Linked DNA regions of Homo sapiens: region 2 is linked to region 1. The links are chromatin loops, found by intact Hi-C in ENCODE. Cell type or tissue: heart left ventricle. All regions are shown on one strand. Each heading gives the region's core, and the rest is flanking DNA. Links, peaks and the distances in the headings are about the cores only. Region 1 overlaps RORA (RAR related orphan receptor A). Region 2 holds the start of RORA-AS2 (RORA antisense RNA 2).

Region 1 (9,307 bases), core at 767-8,766:
ATAAATCAAGGGTAGGGTTCGAGTGACTGGAAGTAGAGCAAAGATATCGAAACAGATTTTTTAAAATTGGCATCTCTTTACTTAGCCTCGATCTATTAAATAGAAGAATACATACAAATATTTTTATACAGAAAGAAAAATTCTAACATGCTCCAATCACCTGCCAGAGACACTTTATAAACTTACTACCATTTGGACTTGCTTCCACCATTTCAGAATTTCAGAATAGGTGAGGCTTTCCCATGTGGACCACAAGAATGACTACTGTGCACAAGGAGAGGCGGTTTTGAGATGCACAGTATGTGATTGCTGGAGGACACAAGCAAGGCAAGGAGCAGAATATGCAAACAGGCCATGGTAAGCTCTCAGATGAATTGTCTTGGGCTCCCAGTTAAGCTACAAATCTAGTAGGTAGAACCTTTCTTGTTTCTACGCCTCTATTTTAGGGATCTAATTCTTAGTAAAGCAACTCAGAAAGAAAAAAAATAATAATGCTTCTTTGTTTCTAGGACTTGGCCTTTTGTTTTATAATTAATATAGATTCCCACCCAATGCATAAATGTTTAAAGCATCATTTATATTGCATTGCCCACTTGTTAAAGTTTAAAATGTTGCAAATGGCCAAGAGTCTGTGCTTCAGTTACAAGCAAACTTGCTCGCCCCATGGTCTTAATCTCCAGCAAACAGTGGCATAAATGAACCTCTGGGTCAACTTTGTGTTTGCTGCACATCCTTTGCCATTATAAAATAAGATGAAAAGATTTGCTTTTAAGTCAAAGCCTAATTTAAAATATTTTAAGTATGGACATAAATGCGCTGGCCTAAAATGTGTGTGTTTGCACATGTGTGCACATCTATATCATATAGTTTACATAGAAATGGATGAAAAAAGTAGTCCTAAGCCAATACTGATATAATTAGCGAAAAAAAAAAAAAAAACACACACACATAAGGAGACATAAATTAGTGCCTTCAGACATAGGGATTATTTTGTTAACAAGGGAATGGGTCCAGAGATTGAACCATCTGCATTCAAATAAAGTAAGAGGTTCCTCCTCACGTGGTTCTTATATATGTTAATGTTTCACACTTCTTTGACTTATATGTCAACTCACAGGTGGATTGTGCAGTGGCTTCAAATTAAGGCAGCCTCTTAGTCAACTTGTCCTGAGCTGGGTTCTTAACTAGGTTCCTGACCTTATGACCTTATGACCAACACAGCTCCTGGTTCAGTAACTGAGTCCTTGTTCAGTTCTATCCTGGTTCTCCTTCTAGGCCTCCCAGGTCTCAGCCTGGTTTCTTTGAATCCCACTCTTACCACCCTAATTTTTAGGCAGTATGGATTTCCATTACAGGGTTATAATGCAGGAAGCATGGCATTGATAACGGGAAGTTGGGGTATGTTTCAGCAACACCTCCCTGTTTAAGGGGGAGATCAGTCTGCACTAGTGGGAGTGTTTGTATTCTAGAATATTTTTAAAAGAGGAAGCTCGAGTGTTTTCCAGTACACGGAGGAACTCTAGATAGCTGTGAAGGAGTTTCCCGGTTACCTTAATCAATGTATAAGTGATTGTCAATATTTTGTATAATAGATAATTATAAATTTTAGTAAATATAAGAATCACCCCGGGAGCTTGTTAAAATGCACATTCCTAGAGTCCATCCCCAGGGATCCTGATTCAGAAGTCGTGGGGTGTAGTTTATGAGCAGTGGTCTTTCCCCCTATTCTCTCTTGGATGGAATTTTGAGAAACATGGCTCTATGCCTTCATTGAACAACATCCACCTATAAATTACAAATTTTAATTTCATACAGACTATTATTGTTATAAAAATATTTACTGTCTTTAAAAGTTTAGTACATCCCTTACAATCTCACTTGCACCATTAATTCTTCCAGTAAATTATTTCTCTAAAACATAGATGTAAAACTTAACGTAGCCTGATCCAGATTGAATTACTGCAAATTGCTCTAAGCAGGGATGAAATGTAAATTAATGGGATTTCTGTAAATGCTTATTTTTTTCTAACTAATATTCTATGGTGGTGAGTTATGATATGTAGTCAAATATTGAACTGTTTTAGCTATTTTAGGAGATTAATTTACACTAGCTAAGAGAGGGAGAATAAGTTGATGATCAATTTAAGTAACCCTTACATTAATGGACTAAACTTTGTGGGAAAAAGTAAATGCAAACCAGAATTGCCCAGGTAAATGTTGCAGGCTGTCTGTTAGCACACTTAGACACTGTCTCCTTTTACCAGGGGATATGATGGAGAGAAACTCTGTTCCCTGATTTTAGGCACCTAAAGATCTAAATCTAAATAACAAAAACAATAACGATAATAGCTAATATTAGGGCTGGGTGCGGTGGCTCATACCTGTAATCCCAACATTTTGGAAGGCCGAGGCAGGAGGATTGCTTGAGCCCAGGAGTTCAAGATCAGCCTGGACAACATAGTGAGACCCCGTCTCTACTACAAATTACAAAAAATTAGTCTGACGTGGTAGTGTGCGCCTGTAGTCCCAGCTACTCAGGAGGCTGAGGTGGAAGAATTGCTTGAGTCTGGAATGTCGAGGCTGCGGTGAGCCATGAGTACACCAGTGCACGCCAGCCTGGCAAACAGAGCAAGACTCTGTCTTAAAAACAATATAGCTAATATTAATCAAAACCTTTCTATGTGCCAAGTATTTTTCATTTATTATTTCATATTATCTTCACTACATCCCTACAGATGGATACTATTATCAGCTCCAATTTACAGTTGAGGAAATGGAGGTTCAAAAAGGTTAAGTAATTTGCCCAAAGCCATACAGCCAGAAAGTGGCATAGCCAAAGTCTGACTCCAAAGCCTAGGAGACCCAGGTCATATCTACAGCTGAGAAAGGACTCACTCTCCACCATGCCACTGGTCTCCTCAATCAGTATTTCCTTTGTTTTAGGCATAAACTAGCTAGCTAAAACCTGCAGTTTGAAAAGTTCATGTCAAATGAAGTGACATACAGAGAACAATTGTGCAGATAATTTTCTTTAGAAAACAGAAGCAGAGAAAGAATCCCTTTTAAAATTTCAGTTTCAATATATTTTTGCAAGCATATTTTTGTCCCAGATGCTACCGTGTTCAACCTTGTCTGAGTCTGGTGACCAAACCTCAGTGAGCGTTCTGTCCAGGTATAGCAGCTGTTTTGGGCAGCCTAATAATTAGGCTCTCTATGTATATAATCTTTCAAGGAGAGAGGACATCAAACTGAGATTAGATTAGAGGAAAAAGAGCAAAAGAGGACCATGGATAGTAATCTATTCCCTTTTGTGATCAGCATGTAGAAAACAGTTTCAGAAATGTATTTTCATTTTTCACTTAAAAAATATTTGTATTTTACCTTCAGGGAAGGTATTCAGTATTCTAGCAGTTGCTTCAGAAAGAGGGAATTGGCTGGCACTGTGCCATGCATGCTTCATAGACAAAGCCACCTAGGTCCATAAACACAGTCATCTGAGGGGCGAAGGGCAGGGAAGGATTCAAGCACCTTAGTTCCAACTCCAGGTTGGATGTCCCTCTCGTTACCCCACGGTAAAAGGATTATTTCACTCCACTGTGAGGACTTGGCTGGCAGAAGGCATTTTCAGGCAGGCAGTGAGGAGAGCAGGGAAGAAAGGCAGGTGGGGAGCAGAATCCAAGACAGTGCAGAGGGCCTGGGAGACCAGGAGAACAGGGACAGCCCACAGTCAGAGGCCCTAAGGAGTATGTCTCCTAAGAGCCTTCAGCTGAATGTCCTTTCCCTCCCCATGGCGGGGCATCTCTCTCTACAACCTGTCCATGGTTCACTTTGTTCTGCCTCCTTCAACAGTGATTCTAACCCTGTTGTCATGTATTGATTACTTATGGCAAATAACATCAGGAGGAATTGGCAGTTGCGTGAAGATCAGTGGTGGGAATAAGAAGTGGGACTAGCAGGAAACGGATCACCATCATTAGTATCATTATTATTTAATTAAGCTTTGCTATTACAACAATAAATAATAACAATGAGAATAATAATAATGACGATAAGCTAGCATTTAGTAGACCAGGCGCTATGCCAATCATTGAAAATATGCATGTTTATTTAACCCTCAGGCTATTTTGATCAGTATTTTCTTTATCCCACTTTACAAATGATGTTGAGGTGTAAAGAGATAAGTACCTTGACCAAGGTCCTGGGCAGCTGAGTGGTAGTGCTGGGGCCCAGATCCCAAATTCTGACTGCAGACTCTGACTCCAGCACCTGCTTTCTTGACCACTGCGGGCCTGGCTTTCACAGGTGTTACCTTCCTGCATCCTCTCGGCACCAGGTTGAGCTTGGTGTCGCTATCCCTTCTTATAGATGAAGAAACTGAGGCTCAGAAACAGTAAACAATCTGCCCAGGGAGGAGGAACAGAGCTGAGGAACAAAAACAGGCCTCTAAGCTCCTCTACCAAAACTGCATAGACCACTCTGTAAAACACTCCAAGTAAGGATGGGACTTTATTTCTCACCCCTATGACTCCATGTCTAGGTAGAAGCAGAAGAGTTTGGGAAGAGATCCGACAACATGTGTGAGGAGATAGGGAAGCTGTATGCATTTAACCTATCTCCAGGGTCCCCATCACTTGAGAGAAGGGCCATCAATAAGGAGGTGGAGAAGGATCATCCGAGCTAGGCTGAGTCTTCTTTGACTTGCTAAAAAAAAAATGGGGAGGGAGAAGGCAATGGGCTAGTATGGGAAAGAATAAAGAAGAGAGAGGGCAGACATCAGGAAAGAACATCAGGCAGAGAGAAGCGTCTTAGAGCAGTAATCACAACCAAAATTTTGCGCACCAACAAAAGCCCATTGACGCTCAGACACCTCTGACTTTCCCCATTTCCTTCCCGATGGCACAAATGGAAGCTCTGATTTCCTCTTTCCTTTTCCTTCTGGCTGATGCATCCTGACAAATACAGTATGTAAAGCGCAGGGACGTGTGAAAGGAAAGTGTGGCGACGGTTGTTTTCCATCTCCCAATAATAGCGTTTCAATTTGGTACCTAAATAAACAATCTATTTTAGTGGCTCCCCTTTGATATCTCCAATGTTCCCTTCTGTTATTTCTGGCAGTTCCCAATCCTGTGATGTGATTAGAGAGGATGATTACACTTACATAACAGCATCAAATTAATTTGCCGCCGAGAACAACAGCGGTAGGAAATCATTGGAGTTCTCAAATTGCTCCCCCCACCCCCACCCGCCTCGAGTTTATTTAAGTGACATCAAGGGATTAGAGCGAAGTCGGTCAGTAGAGCACTGCTGGGAAAACAACCAAAACATCGACTCTGACCTTGTAAACGAAAGAGGAACAGAGCAAATAATGAATAGCGCTGGTCCCAGGCCTGGTGCAGGGGCCATTGGATGAATCAGCCTCCCAAACACACATTTCCGTCTGTCTGTGGGAGAAAGAAACAAACTGTACCTTTCAGTGCAGATTAGATTCATTTTCCTGGGGCTATGTCCAGCCATCCAGGGACTGTCAAAACCAAAGATATTTGAGATTTTGCTTATGTTTCTTTGCTTTGCTTTTTGGCCCCTTTTCAAAACAACAAGAAGAATGTAAAAGTTGACTTGAATTTTTTTACTCTGTGAGCCCTGAACAAAAGTCCAGAAAAATAAAGCAGAGGCAAATATTATTGCTTCTGGTTTTCTAAAAGATATGACAATAACAGCTCAGAAAACTGTAGCCCATGATTCCACCAAAGGTTAGAGGTTCAGAACAGGGAGCAGCACGTGGATGGCGTAGAAAAGGGACCCCTTTAAGTCCTACTCGCAGTTTAGTTCTGACACGAACCTTCAACAGTTACTTCAACTCTCTGAGCCTTGGTTTTCTTACCCAAGATAGCAGATATTACCGTCTTTCATCTCTGTTACAGGGTGGGTGTTCACCCATCCGTTCATTCTGTTAATCCATCCATTCAACAAGTATTTATCGAACACCAATTCTGTCTCAGGAACTCTGCTGGTAACTGGGAATACCAATGGACGTGGTCAGCCCTAGGAGCTTATGTCCTAGCGGAACAGGGAAATAAAAACAGCCAGTGTGCTCTGAGGGCCTGCATGGGCAGGCACTGACCTCTCCACCCTTCATCCCTTATCACATGTGAATTTCACAACCACCATGCATGCGTAGGTATCTCTGTCTATTTTACAGATGAGGAAATTGAGCCCAGATGTGTTAAATAACACTACGCCAAATCACACTAGGAAGCAATGAGATTGAAATCCAAACCTAGGTTTTCAGAATATAAAGCCATGCTATATCCCTTTATATTTTTTGGAACCTGACAAGCTCTGAAGCACTCTGCAAATACAAGGAACTACTTTAAGTGTGTTTGCACAAGCTGTTCATATACTAGACAGACATCACAAATGCATGAATTTCTATTGCTTTAGTCCAGTGATTACAGCACTTGATTCTTTTTAAAGCAAATCCACTTCTATTATCCCGTTTGATCCTTGTAACAGCATCACGATACATGTGGAGCAAGTATTATTACTCCCACTGGACAGATGAAGAGACCAACATTAAGCAACTGGCCAAGGCCCTTGACCCAGACCCGGAACACTGGTCCGTGGCTACTCACTTGCTCTTCTTCCTCAACCTCCTCTCAATGAGTCTGAATAAGGATGATGTTTTCAATTTTGGCCTCAATAGAATTATGGTTACTTCCTATATTGTGTTAGTCTTTTGAGTCCTAATGGCATCCCTTTTTGGGTAGAAATCCATATTCACAATATAGCATGAGGTATTTTTATTTGTCTGCTTTGAAAATCATCGGCTGCTTTTCCACCTTGTGAGAACGTGTCACATTTTCCCATCATCTTTTGTTTACATCATTGTTTCACTACCATGGAGGTTTCGTTGTGCATTCTTCTCACTTAGCTCTTTTAGAAGACTGCTCTTAACACCAACATATGGGGTTTCCAAAGTTGGGATTACTCCAGTTAGATGAATTTGACCCTTTGTTCCAAACAAACTCTTGCTAATTCCAGCTGTACTGTAGCATCCATATCATCTGAGTCTGCTTGTTCATACTTCTCTTACTTCATAAAATGGACATCAAAAAATTATTAGGGCTGTTTTAGTCTCATGGCTTAATTCCTTCCTAGTTCTTCTACCTGAAATGCTTGACCCCCAACTTTGACGCCCTTCCCTCATTCTTCAGGGACAACTCAACTTCCACATCCTTGAGGATACATGTCCACAATACCTCTGCCAACATTGACATCCACCTCCTCTGAATTTCCAAATCCCATAGACTGTCAGAGGTTTGCTGCACAGGCACATTGGAGGAGCTCTGGTCCTAGTCCTTTCTTATACAGATGAGGAAACTAGGACCCAGAGAGGGCAAATGACTTTCCAGTTGGTGGCAAAGCTGGAAATAGGGCTCCATTCTCTTGCTTCTTGAAGCTAGCACTTCCCTTCGACTCCTTTCTCTTTCCTTCTAATGTCTGTGGAATGTGGGTTGTGTATGCTCAGTCTGGAATGGATATCTCTCTTATTATCCCCGTAAACTCAGTGCACTTCTTGAAGATGAGAGCTGAGTCTTTTTTTTTTTTTATATATACTTTAAGTTTTAGGGCACATGTGCACAGTGTGCAGGTTTGTTACATATGTATACATGTGCCATGTTGGTGTGCTGCACCCATTAACTCGTCATTTAGCATTAGGTATATCTCCTAATGCTATCCCTCCCCCCTCCCCCCACCCCACAACAGGCCCCGGTGTGTGATGTTCCCCTTCCTGTGTCCATGTGTTCTCATTGTTCAATTCCCACCTATGAATAAGAACATGTGGTGTTTGGTTTTTTGTCCTTGCTATAATTTGCTGAGAATGATGGTTTCCAGCTTCATCCATGTCCCTACAAAGGACATGAACTCATCCTTTTTTACGGCTGCATAGTATTCTATGGTGTATATGTGCCACATTTTCTTAATCCAGTCTATCATTGTCGGACATTTGGGTTGGTTCCAAGTCTTTGCTATTGTGAATAGTGCCGCAATAAACATACGTGTGCATGTGTCTTTATAGCAGCATGATTTATAATCCTTTGGGTATATACCCAGTAATGGGATGGCTGGGTCAAATGGTATTTCTGGTTCTAGATCCCTGAGGAATCGCCACACCGACTTTCACAATGGTTGAACTAGTTTACAGTCCCACCAACAGTGTAAAAGTGTTCCTATTTCTCCACATCCTCTCCAGCAGAGAGCTGAGTCTTTTTCATCTCTGAATCCCATAGCATTTTCCACAAACCCAACACATAGAAGCTGTTCAAGAAATGGTTGTGGGATACATGATTGTTCTTCATGGAAACGATCTGCCTTTTCACCTACAAGGTTGTTTGCTAACTCATCTCCTGTTTGTTCCCTCTCTTGTTCTTGCAGCAGTTTCTCTCCTCCATGCAAATCATGTCCACTCCATTCCATACCTCTGCAGAAAACTCTGACTTCGGCTTAACCTGCATTCATTCATTCACTCATTCATTTATTCACTGAATATCTGCAAAGTGTCTGTGCTGTGCCAGGCACCGTCCTGGTACAGGGGATGTAGCAGTGAACAAAACGAAATCCTTGCCCTTGTGGGGCTTATCATCCCTCAATATCTCCACCTTCTCCTAAGTGACAGCTCCCAAACTGAGGGAAACCCAGGGTTTCACAAAAAAAGTTTCTGCAATGTTCATATCATTAAAGGTGATAATAGCAGATATTTTAATTTCTACTTAAATAACTGGATGAATGTAGTGAATAATTACATATGGTTTTCATTTAAAAGAGCAGAGTTTGGCATCACCTACCTGTGCTCATGACTTCGTCACCCTCCACCATTGGGTGAGGAGCTGAATGTTACCAGTTATTGTGGCAACTGAATGACGAGGCAATTTAAAATGTTTATTTTTGGTTAATTGTTTAATTGATTAAGTTGTCTGATTCTTACCCACAGCGGGTTTTTGGTAATGACAAATAGTAGAAGAATTCTGAAGTAAAATTTGAAAAGTTTATAAAGACTGTGCATCTGATGATAACTTTATAAATATATGTCAAAGTATTCTTCACTGGATTTCAGAATTGCATTTACCTGTCACATAACCCATTAAGATCTCTCCGTTAAGTTCAAAAATCAATGTTAATAATGGAAAGTTTGGTGTTGCTTATATCCAGTTTGGCTTTTAATTTTTTGTATAGATGTGTTTACTAATAGCAGCCAGAAATCCTCTTTTATTTCACTAGAAATAAACAAAGAATAAAAATAAATCAC
Region 2 (9,307 bases), core at 398-8,397, 67 kb before region 1:
GCCATTCTGAAGACAGAAGTCTATTTCCCTAGAGAAAGTGAACAAACAAAAACAATACAAACACACAAAAGGCAAATTTAATGAAAAAAATCAGAAAATGTATTGGAATTCTCTTTGATCCTCTGAAACCTAATTTCTCCATAGAAGCTCTAGTACTTCATAGTAAATGATTCCATAGAAGTACCAAAAAAAGCAGAAAACATCCTTTTCATTTCACAGATGGGGAAACTGAGGCTCAGGAAAGTTTAATTGGCATAATAAGACATTTCTCTGTGGAAAGTTATATTAAACTGGAAGTACACTCATGGCAAATCTTTAAAAACACTAGTGTAGATGTACCCTCAAAAGAGTAAATACTCAAAAAAGTTTTACTCCTTGGAGCATACCACTCAGCAGTCAGCTCTGTAAATAATTTAAACCTATGGGAGTGCCCTCAGCCATATTTAAACCAGGAAGACTCATCCTGAGTTTGGGTGAAAGATGTACTCAGATGCTGATGCAAACACACAGAAACCACAGTCCCTACTACTAGAAGAGCATATTGAATTGAATCTAGAATGTTCCGGAATATTCTAGAACATAGTATTCTGCCAGGAATCCAGCTGACCGAATTACCCACACTTGCCCACCTTAGGCCTTCATTCGCAGCAGGCATGTGTGCCTGGGTTTGTTACCAGCAGCCATTTTCTCACCCTTAAATGAGGGATGGGTCTCCCCTTTTCTTTTTCTCATTTTCCTAGAGGTTACAAGATTCCTGTTTTTCTCACCAGGAGGAGAGGTCAGCCTCAGTGAGCTCATAGCAGTCATACATTGCCAGTGTTTTTCCTCAAGTGGAAGGAGAAAGGCCTTCAGAAAAAAAATCGTATGCAAACCTAGTGCTACCACCAGCAGTAGCTCTGAATCGAGATTTTTGGGAGAATTAGGCTTACTAAAGATAAACTACAATAAGTCTCAAGGAAGCAAATAATTCTGATTCTAATGAGGAATCCAAGAATAAAGGCAGCTCTTAAGGTAACTAGATCTGGAGTCAAGCTGACCTGAGCTTGCGTGTATAGCCCATTTTCCTGCTTCTAGGTTGAGAGACCTTGAACAAGTTACTTAACTTTTCTAGTCCTGAATTTCTTGGTTTTTAAAATTGTATACAATCATGATGACACTTAAAAGACTGTTGTGAAAATTAAAGGAAATAAGGATGTATGAAGAGCTTTACAAATTGGGAAGTGTGACACAAATGACTTTGGTAAGGGGTGAGCAACTCACATAGTATTAGTTTAACCAAACTGAATTACCATGTGATAGTGAAAGCTATGCCATTGCTACTCATGATGTCCCTCAGTTTCATACTGACTCATGGCCTAGGACTCTGGTTTTCAGACCAAGTACTCTGACTAGAAAATATCCTCATATTTGATGGAAGACAGCATGAGACGGAGAACCAAGTTCCTTAAAGTAAGTGTACTCTATTCTAGATCCCAAGCTCCATTCGCTTTACTCTCTAAAGTCTAGAGAAAGAGCCTGGTATGGTGGTGGGTACCCGTAATCCCAGCTACTCGGGTGACTGAGGCAGGAGGATAGCTTGAGCCCAAGAGTTCAAGTCCAGCCTGGGCAACACAGTGACACCCAGTCTTAAATTTAAAAAAATAAACAAAAGGAAGCTGCCTACTCACTAGCAAGTGGCTGCATTATCCAAGTGGGCTGCTGATCAGCACAGGCAAGGACTTTGGTCCCCACTACCGAAGGGCATCGAACCAAGTCCAGCTGTTGTGCAGGTTTTGATTCACTTCCAAATGACTGGGAAGAACACCAAGATCCTTCCCCAGAGATTCACAAACAGACCACGAGCAGGGTAATGCTCTCTACAGAGATAGGGACTTGATAGAATTGTGGTGAATGACGGGGTGGAACCAAGTTTCTAAACCTAAAATACACATACACCCTGCGCCCAAAGTGAACACGGTGGATGACTTGGGCAAATAATTTAGCTTCTCTGGGTCTTAGTTTTCTTATATGCAGAATGAGGTAGTCAGTGACATTTTTTTTCTTCCAGACAGGTTCTCAGTGTGTTGCCTGAACTGGAGTGCAGCGGCACCATCATAGCTCGCTGCAGCCTTGACCTCCCAGGCTCAAGCCATCCTCTCACCTCAGCCTCCCTAGTAGCTGGAACTACAGGCATGTGGCACCATGCCCAGAGAATTTTTACTTTTTTTGTAGAGATGGGGGTCTTGCCATGTTGTTCAGGCTGATCTTGAATGCCTGGCCTCAAGCAATCCTCCTGCATCAGCCTCTCAAAGTGCTGGATTAAAGGCGTAAGCCACCTTGCCCAGCCAACATGATTTCTTAATTTCCCTTCCAGTTCATCAACCAATGGCTCCTTGCCCTGCTTCTAAGCTATCAAGCCAAACCACATCTTTCCAAGCAACAGGCTGTCAGATCTATTTCTCACTGTAAGAAATCCAATGTGGCTCATAATCAAAGGTAACCCCCTGAAACTTTTTTCTTCTTGCCTTTAACAACCAAAGAAGAAAAAAGACAGTGCCCACAAAAGGTTATATAAGTAAAAGATGCACTTTTCTTGGGAGATCTTTAAAAATTATCTGGGCTAGAGAAAAATGGCACCTTTTGATAAAGCTGTAAGACTCCTTCTATTTTACCCAGATACACATACACACACACACACACACACACACACACGGCAGGTGTATTTCCAGATTTCCAGGTAATGCTTGAGCACAATTTCTAACTTAACAATATGACAGAAGTTTTAAATTGCCAATTAAACCCCTAAAACTAAGAGGGCTAAAAGGCCCCAAAATATTCGGTCCAAAGCAAAGTTGAGCTTCTAATACAGCAAAAATGCTTGACTCTCTTTAACTGGCCATGCTTCAAAGTAAAGCAAAGGAAATGTCATGAAAATATCACAGATTTAGCCCTGCCATGGTTATCAGTAGGGAAGTTTCATTATAGTCATCCCAGAACAGAGCACTTCAGGAATGTAAGCTGGTATTTCCCGTCAGTGCCAAATCTTGGACCAGTTAACTTTCTTGACTGACTTCTAATTGTCTCTTGGTTTTTAGGAAATTGTCTGGGTATCCAGTTAATTTTACTTTTTTTTCTTTTTTTTTTAGTAAGAGGTGGCATTTTTCCTCTTCCCAAATTTTGCAATTACCAAACCAGCATTTCCAGAGGCCTTGTATCCTGGACAAGGCCCTAGACTTGATGCCACTCTGCCACTTTGCCAGTATTCAGCCTGTGTGTCTTCTTTTGTCCTCTTTTGCAACGAGAAAACAACTTTTGAGATAGAGATATTATAAACATGAAAAAATTCTGTGTTAGCATTAAAAAACGAACAGGCTGGTCATGGTGGCTCACGCCTGTAATCCCAGAACTTTGGGAGGCCGAGATGGGTGGATCATGACGTCAGGCATTTGAGACCAGCCTGGCCAACATAGTGAAACCCACAGTCTCTACTAAAAATACAAAAAATTAGCCAAGTGTGGTGGTGGGTGCCTGTAATCCCAGCTACTCGGGAGACTGAGGCAGGAGAATCACTTGAACCTGGGAGGTGGAGGTTGCAGTGAGTTGAGATCACGCCACTGCACTCCAGCCTGGGCGACAGTGCGAGACTCCATCTCAAACAAACAAACAAACCACTCAAAACCATGCCATGTAGATTTCCTTTTATTTTAAAAATATGTCAATATTTTTACTTTGCAAGTGAATGTGGCAGGGAGGAAGAGATGTGTTGAGTGATAATGAACAAAGTCTTGAATTGGCCCAACTCATGTCTCTACACCAGGCTTGCACATTGACTCCTCCTTTAATTCCTAGAAAAGCAGGGCTCCAAATCTGAAGGCTTTCACAAGATTTATTCTCCCTCCCTGCAAGATGTCTGAGTTAAAGAAGACACCTATTATTTAAGCTATGAGCGCTTGGGCAAATATAGCTTAACTTCTCTGAGCCTTTCTTTTCTTATTCCATAAAATGGGAATAAAATTCTTAGGACTAGGTTTATAGTAAAATGTAAGATAATTCACGTGGGGCACAGGATATAGTACCTCTTTCCTACTAAAGTATGTTTCTTATTGCATACACCTTGTGAATCCACTTTATATTAGACAAACAGAGAGACAACCCTTGACTGGACATAGGCAAAACCCATTAATCCTGTTATTAAACGGGATAATCCGGGAAGGCAGCATTGGAGAGCTAAGGAAAGAATTTTCCAAATAAAACCCAAACACTTAACCCACTCCCTGCCACATTCTCAACAAGCATGCTGCAAAGGCTGTGGTCTCCTGGATCCGCTGTGCTCTCCTTACTTCTTTTTGACTTCCTCATTGTGAGGCGCTAGCAGTTAAAACGGCAAATTTACACGCAGTGCATGAACACTAGCTAAGAAACGAGGCCTAGAATTTAGGCTTCTTTTTTGAATAGCTAATAATTGTTTTCTAAAGAAAAAATATCACTTTGTGCTGGCCTTATGTCCCCCTCCTCCTCAATCCTGAGTTGTCCCAGGAGACTGCTCCATTCTACACATAGTCAAAAAGAAAATCTATGCACGAGGCGGATCCGGAACACAGCCCGAGTAGGGCCTCGCCAAACAAAATGATGTTACAAAACAATGTCCTTGTCTAGGACAAAAGAACTATTAATGATAATCAGTACATATTACTGAAAGTGCTCCAAGTAATCTTTGGACTTTGTTTCAAAAATTCTTAATGGACACTAATGCTTAGAGTTCACTCAAAAGAGAAATAAATTATGTGCCAGGGTTGCAGGGACCAAGGACAACACGTGGAAGGCATCAAAGCATTAGCAATGTTACGACAATCAAACATTTTGTAATTGCATAAAAAGCCTTTAAAAATCATTTAGATATACTAATTATGAACATTAATAATACTATAATGGGAGGTTTCTTTTATGTTCGATTTGAGCCTAGGTTGAGCTGTTTCGGCAATAATATTTCAGCTCTTTTACCAACCAAGGTGCTTTGGACGCCATGAAAAATATTCCATTTTAGTTTGAAAAATGGTTATGGGAATGGATAAGAGGAATTTTTCCTGTTTTTTGAATTCAAAAAAAAAATTTGTGATTGCTCTCCATCTCTAGGTCATATTTCCTGACATTAGTGCCCAGAAATATCTTTTAATTTTGGACAGGCAGACCAGAAGTATGCCCTCTTTCAAGTCCTGCCTTTATCTTTAACAAAACAGTTCCAAGGACAAAGCCTCATTCCGGGTTCCCCAGCAAAGGCAACATAAAGAGACCATCAGTCTATCAGAGAAAGAAATCTTCAGACAAAACTTATTTGGGAAACATCCCTCTTCTCAGAGATTACTATTCAATGCACTACGAAAAGTCCATATGTAAGGAGGGCAATTTCTCTTGTTATTTACTCGTCCCAAAGTATGATTAGTACTTATGTATAGTAAGAATCATAAGAAGCCTTATTTTTTCAAATTGATTTCCTTTTATTGAGTGTCTGTATGGAAGATGATGCTATCCATTCGATATTACCTGGTTGATTTAAATTTGATCTTGGAGCTCTGAGGGCAGAGGTGTGAACTGATATCAACACTTTCAGCTTAGCCTTCTAGAATTGAGCAGTTTTATCTTCTAAGTGAATAATTCAGCTCAGGTAAACATCAGCAGCTTACACCATGCTTTTCCAGAAATGCTTTACTTTATGTGCCTCTGCAATCTGTTAAATCTGTTTATCTTTGTCACTCATATGGGCAGGTACGGAAGTGAACTGTCTGTGGGTGACTTGCCTGGATGCCGGCTATAGCTGCAGCCCCCAAAGTCGAAGCTACCAGAACAGGTTGGATGAGGATGGCCCAAAGATTATGGAGTTGCTGGCCCCAAAGCAAGTCAGACACTATGGGAAGTTTGCATGAATCATGCCCTTGGATAGACAACCTAAATCATACCTCATCGAGCATGGATCCTGGTCAGCATACCAAGTCAAGGCAAGTAAAGACTGAAGAAATATCACCTGGTCTGCAGCTCCCCCCAGAACGAAGTCTGCTACTGATGGCAGAAGCATAGATAGACCAAGGGTATCACTATGTAATGATGGAAGAAGGAAAAACCCCATGCATTCACTCATGTCTTGAATCACCTAGAGAAGAGAGGGAATCTGCCAAAGTGGACACAATAGAAATTCAGTTCTAAATTTGGAGGAAATGAGGCCCACTCTCAGATAAGATGAAAAGTAAAAGCCCTAGGATCCAATGGGGTATTAAACAAATATTTAAAAGTAGAGAGGTGGTGACCAGTTATTTCCTGATATATAGAATACCATGGGTCCATAAAGAATTTTTTAGAGTATCAATATTATTAACACTTTGAAGAAGACATATGAAAAACTGATTAAATTATAAATTAGGAAATCATAGATCATTACTATTTGTAGCCTCTCTACTCCCCTCTGATTACAGAACTTTAGGCAGTTTGTCTGGATTGGTGATTGCTGGATAAAAGCTCAAGAAAAGAAAGTAGCCATCAAGATACTTCTCTTGGGAGGCCGAGGCGGGCAGATCACTTGAGGTCAGGAGTTTGAGACCAGCCTGGCCAACATGGTGAAACCCCATCTCTGCCAAAAAATACCAAAAACATTAGCTAGCCATGGTGGCGCATGCCTGAAGTCCCAGCTGCTCAGGAGGCTGAGGCACAAGAATCACTTGAACCCAGGAAGTAGAGGTTGCAGTGAGCAGAGATTGTGCCACTGAACTCCAGCCTGTGTGACAGAATGAGACTCCGTCTCCAAAACAACAACAACAAAATACTTACCTTGCATTCACAGATTTTATGAAGAAAAGTTTGGTATTGTTAGATTAGATGTACAAGCTATGTTCCCATATGGGATTTTAGAATCAGGAAATCTGGATTCTTTTCCCAGCTCTGCCACTTACCAGCTATATAATTTGGGGCAAGATACTCTCTCCGATCCTCAGTTTCCTCATCACTAAAAGGAGAGGAAAAAGATTTCTTCTTTCATTCTAAAATTCCACCACTAGAAATTTTAGGAATTAATCATGAATATACACAAGAGTTATCATAATATTATTTATATCAGCAAAACATTCAAGGGAACACCCAAATATTAGCAGTAGAGGATGGCAAATAAAGCATGATATGTTTACCAAATGGAAGGCGCTACCATCATTAAAATAAAGAAAAATAAATCAGAGACAATGATGTTCCAGCTGCATTATGAGAAACAAAAAAATTCAAAGTCCCAAAGCATAGTATATCATTTTGTCAAAAAAGGAAAAAAAAATGTATAGAAAAAAGACAAAAAATACATACACCAAATTAATGAGAGTGATTATGTTTGGGTGGAGGAATTATGACTGATTTTTCTTTGTCTATGTTTTCTAAAATTTCTATAAAACACCTGTACAAATAAAATTATAATAATAAGAAAGAAAAGTTAATATTAAATAACTATTCCACAAGGTTACTGTGAAGATAAAATGAAATAAAGCAAGGCAATGTTGACCTAATATTAGTTTTTAATATTGCAAACATCTCTCTGTGACTGTTAGGAGACCCAGTTTCCTATGGCAAGTACTAATTGCATTATCCTTTCTAGAGAACCCTATGTGAAGTCTGAAGTGAAAGTGTGATAGCATAGCTGGCTACTTTCAGGAGTGCCCTATGGTGATGGATAATCTGATAATACTTGCCAAAATGGTAATCATAACCAATATGCTGATAAAGGTCTGAAAAATAAGGCTTGCTTAGTACCATGTATTTTACACAGTGCTCGAGAATGCAGTGAGAGACCCAGGGGCTGACTTGGGACAACTTTTGACTCCTAGGAAAACCACCACCCTTTAGCTACCACACAGGTGTTTGCCTAAGCCAATGACTATAGGGCATATGACTACAGTGTCAACACATACCAGCAACCAAAGGCCTGTGGAGACCTCTGCAGTACAGGTGCTACCTCAGAGACTGATCACAAAATCCTCAAGGCAGGAGTGAGCCCTTTCATCAGGACCTCCTGATAAATCTCCAGGAGTTAGTGCCCTGTAATACAAAGAGGATGACCTCTGGAGTCAGAAAGACCCAGGTTGCAAGCCCAGTTTCACCTACCAACTAGTCGTTTCACTTGAGGCAAGCTACTTAGCTTGAGCCTCAGTTTCAATATCTGTAGGATGGAAGTAAGGATACCTTTTTCATGAGGCTGTTGTGATTATCAAAAGGTATAGGCAGTGCAAAGCTGAAAGTGGTCAGCTGTCAGTGAATTCTATTATCTAAGCAATGTTATCTGATGGCAATGCATCTTACAGGAATGCATTGGAATGTTCCATAGAGAAAGGAAGGAAAAAAGGCCCATATGTCCTTGGGATGAGACACTAAGGTGGCCCCGAGCTTCAGAATAAACTATGGGTTCTTTTGGAGATTGACATACCTTGTTATATTTTGATTGATTTCAACTAGCACAGTTCTTCTCTTTTAAATTATTCTTTTTCCATTTGTCTTTTTTTAAATTTTAGTTTTAAAAAGGTTGTAACGGGTTGAGTTGCATCCCCCAGAAAGACATATTCAAGTCCTAACTCCTGATACCTGCGAATGTGACCTCATTTGGAAATCATATCTTTATAGATATAATTAAGATGAGGCAATACTGGTCCAGGGACCAGTCATCTGAATACTTAGACTAAGTATTTAGATTTAGTCTAAATTTAATTACTACTATCTGTGTAAGAGGAAGGAGAGGGAGATGTGCATTCAGGGACACAGACAACACATAGAGAAAAAGGCCACATGCAGATGGAGGAGGGATTGGAGTGACATAGCTATAAGCTCAAGAATGCCAAGGATTTCTAGCAACTACCAGAAGCTAGGAGAGAGGCTTCAGGAACTTCTTCCCTAAAGCCTTCAGAGGGAGCAAGGCTCTGCTGCCACCTTGATTTTGGGACTTCTAGCATCCAGAACTGTGAGAGAACACCACCATCCTTTAGCTACCACACAGGTGTTTGCCTGTGCCAACGACAATTGGCGTAAAACAATTTCTGTTGTTTTAAGCCACCCAGTTTGTGGCACTTTGTTACCACAGTTCCATGAAATTACTACAAAGGTCCAGGAAATGTTATGAGTGTAAGGTGTCTGGCAATAATACTCTGGGGTCCTCCAAAAACAGAGTGCAGTTGTTTTCTTGCTGCCCCACCAAATCCATTCTCCCATTCCTCCAGGGCAGTCAAGTTTTAGATGGACACATAGCCATCCAGTTAGAGGCTGTAATTCCCAGAGTCCCTTGCAGCTGGGTATGGCCAAAAGACTAGATTCTTAC

What was found. Peaks named below come from ENCODE experiments on the same cell type or tissue, not always from the same donor. Only the 100,000 strongest peaks of a DNase experiment are listed, where the experiment ranks them.
Region 2: a loop joins it to region 1, with 3.0 times the contacts of the local background. A loop is called at or near these places in 3 of 110 quality-filtered maps.

The regions. Positions count from the first base shown.
Region 1 is chr15:60,747,387-60,756,693 of GRCh38, forward strand. The region is part of intron 1 of RORA (RAR related orphan receptor A); the gene reads right to left. Among named protein-coding and RNA genes, the nearest start is that of RORA-AS4, 12 kb to the right of the region's middle. RefSeq lists a silencer at 4,146-4,340. In heart left ventricle, for the core only: no CTCF peak of the experiment used is centred there; a DNase peak (open chromatin) is centred at 5,371; H3K4me3 peaks cover 924 bases; H3K27ac peaks cover 1,843 bases.
Region 2 is chr15:60,680,985-60,690,291 of GRCh38, forward strand. All of the region lies in intron 1 of RORA (RAR related orphan receptor A), which reads right to left. RORA-AS2 (RORA antisense RNA 2) reads left to right here and starts at 585. Exons shown (of 2, transcript NR_120319.1): 1 at 585-1,011; 2 at 5,743-6,265. In heart left ventricle, for the core only: no CTCF peak of the experiment used is centred there; no DNase peak of the experiment used is centred there.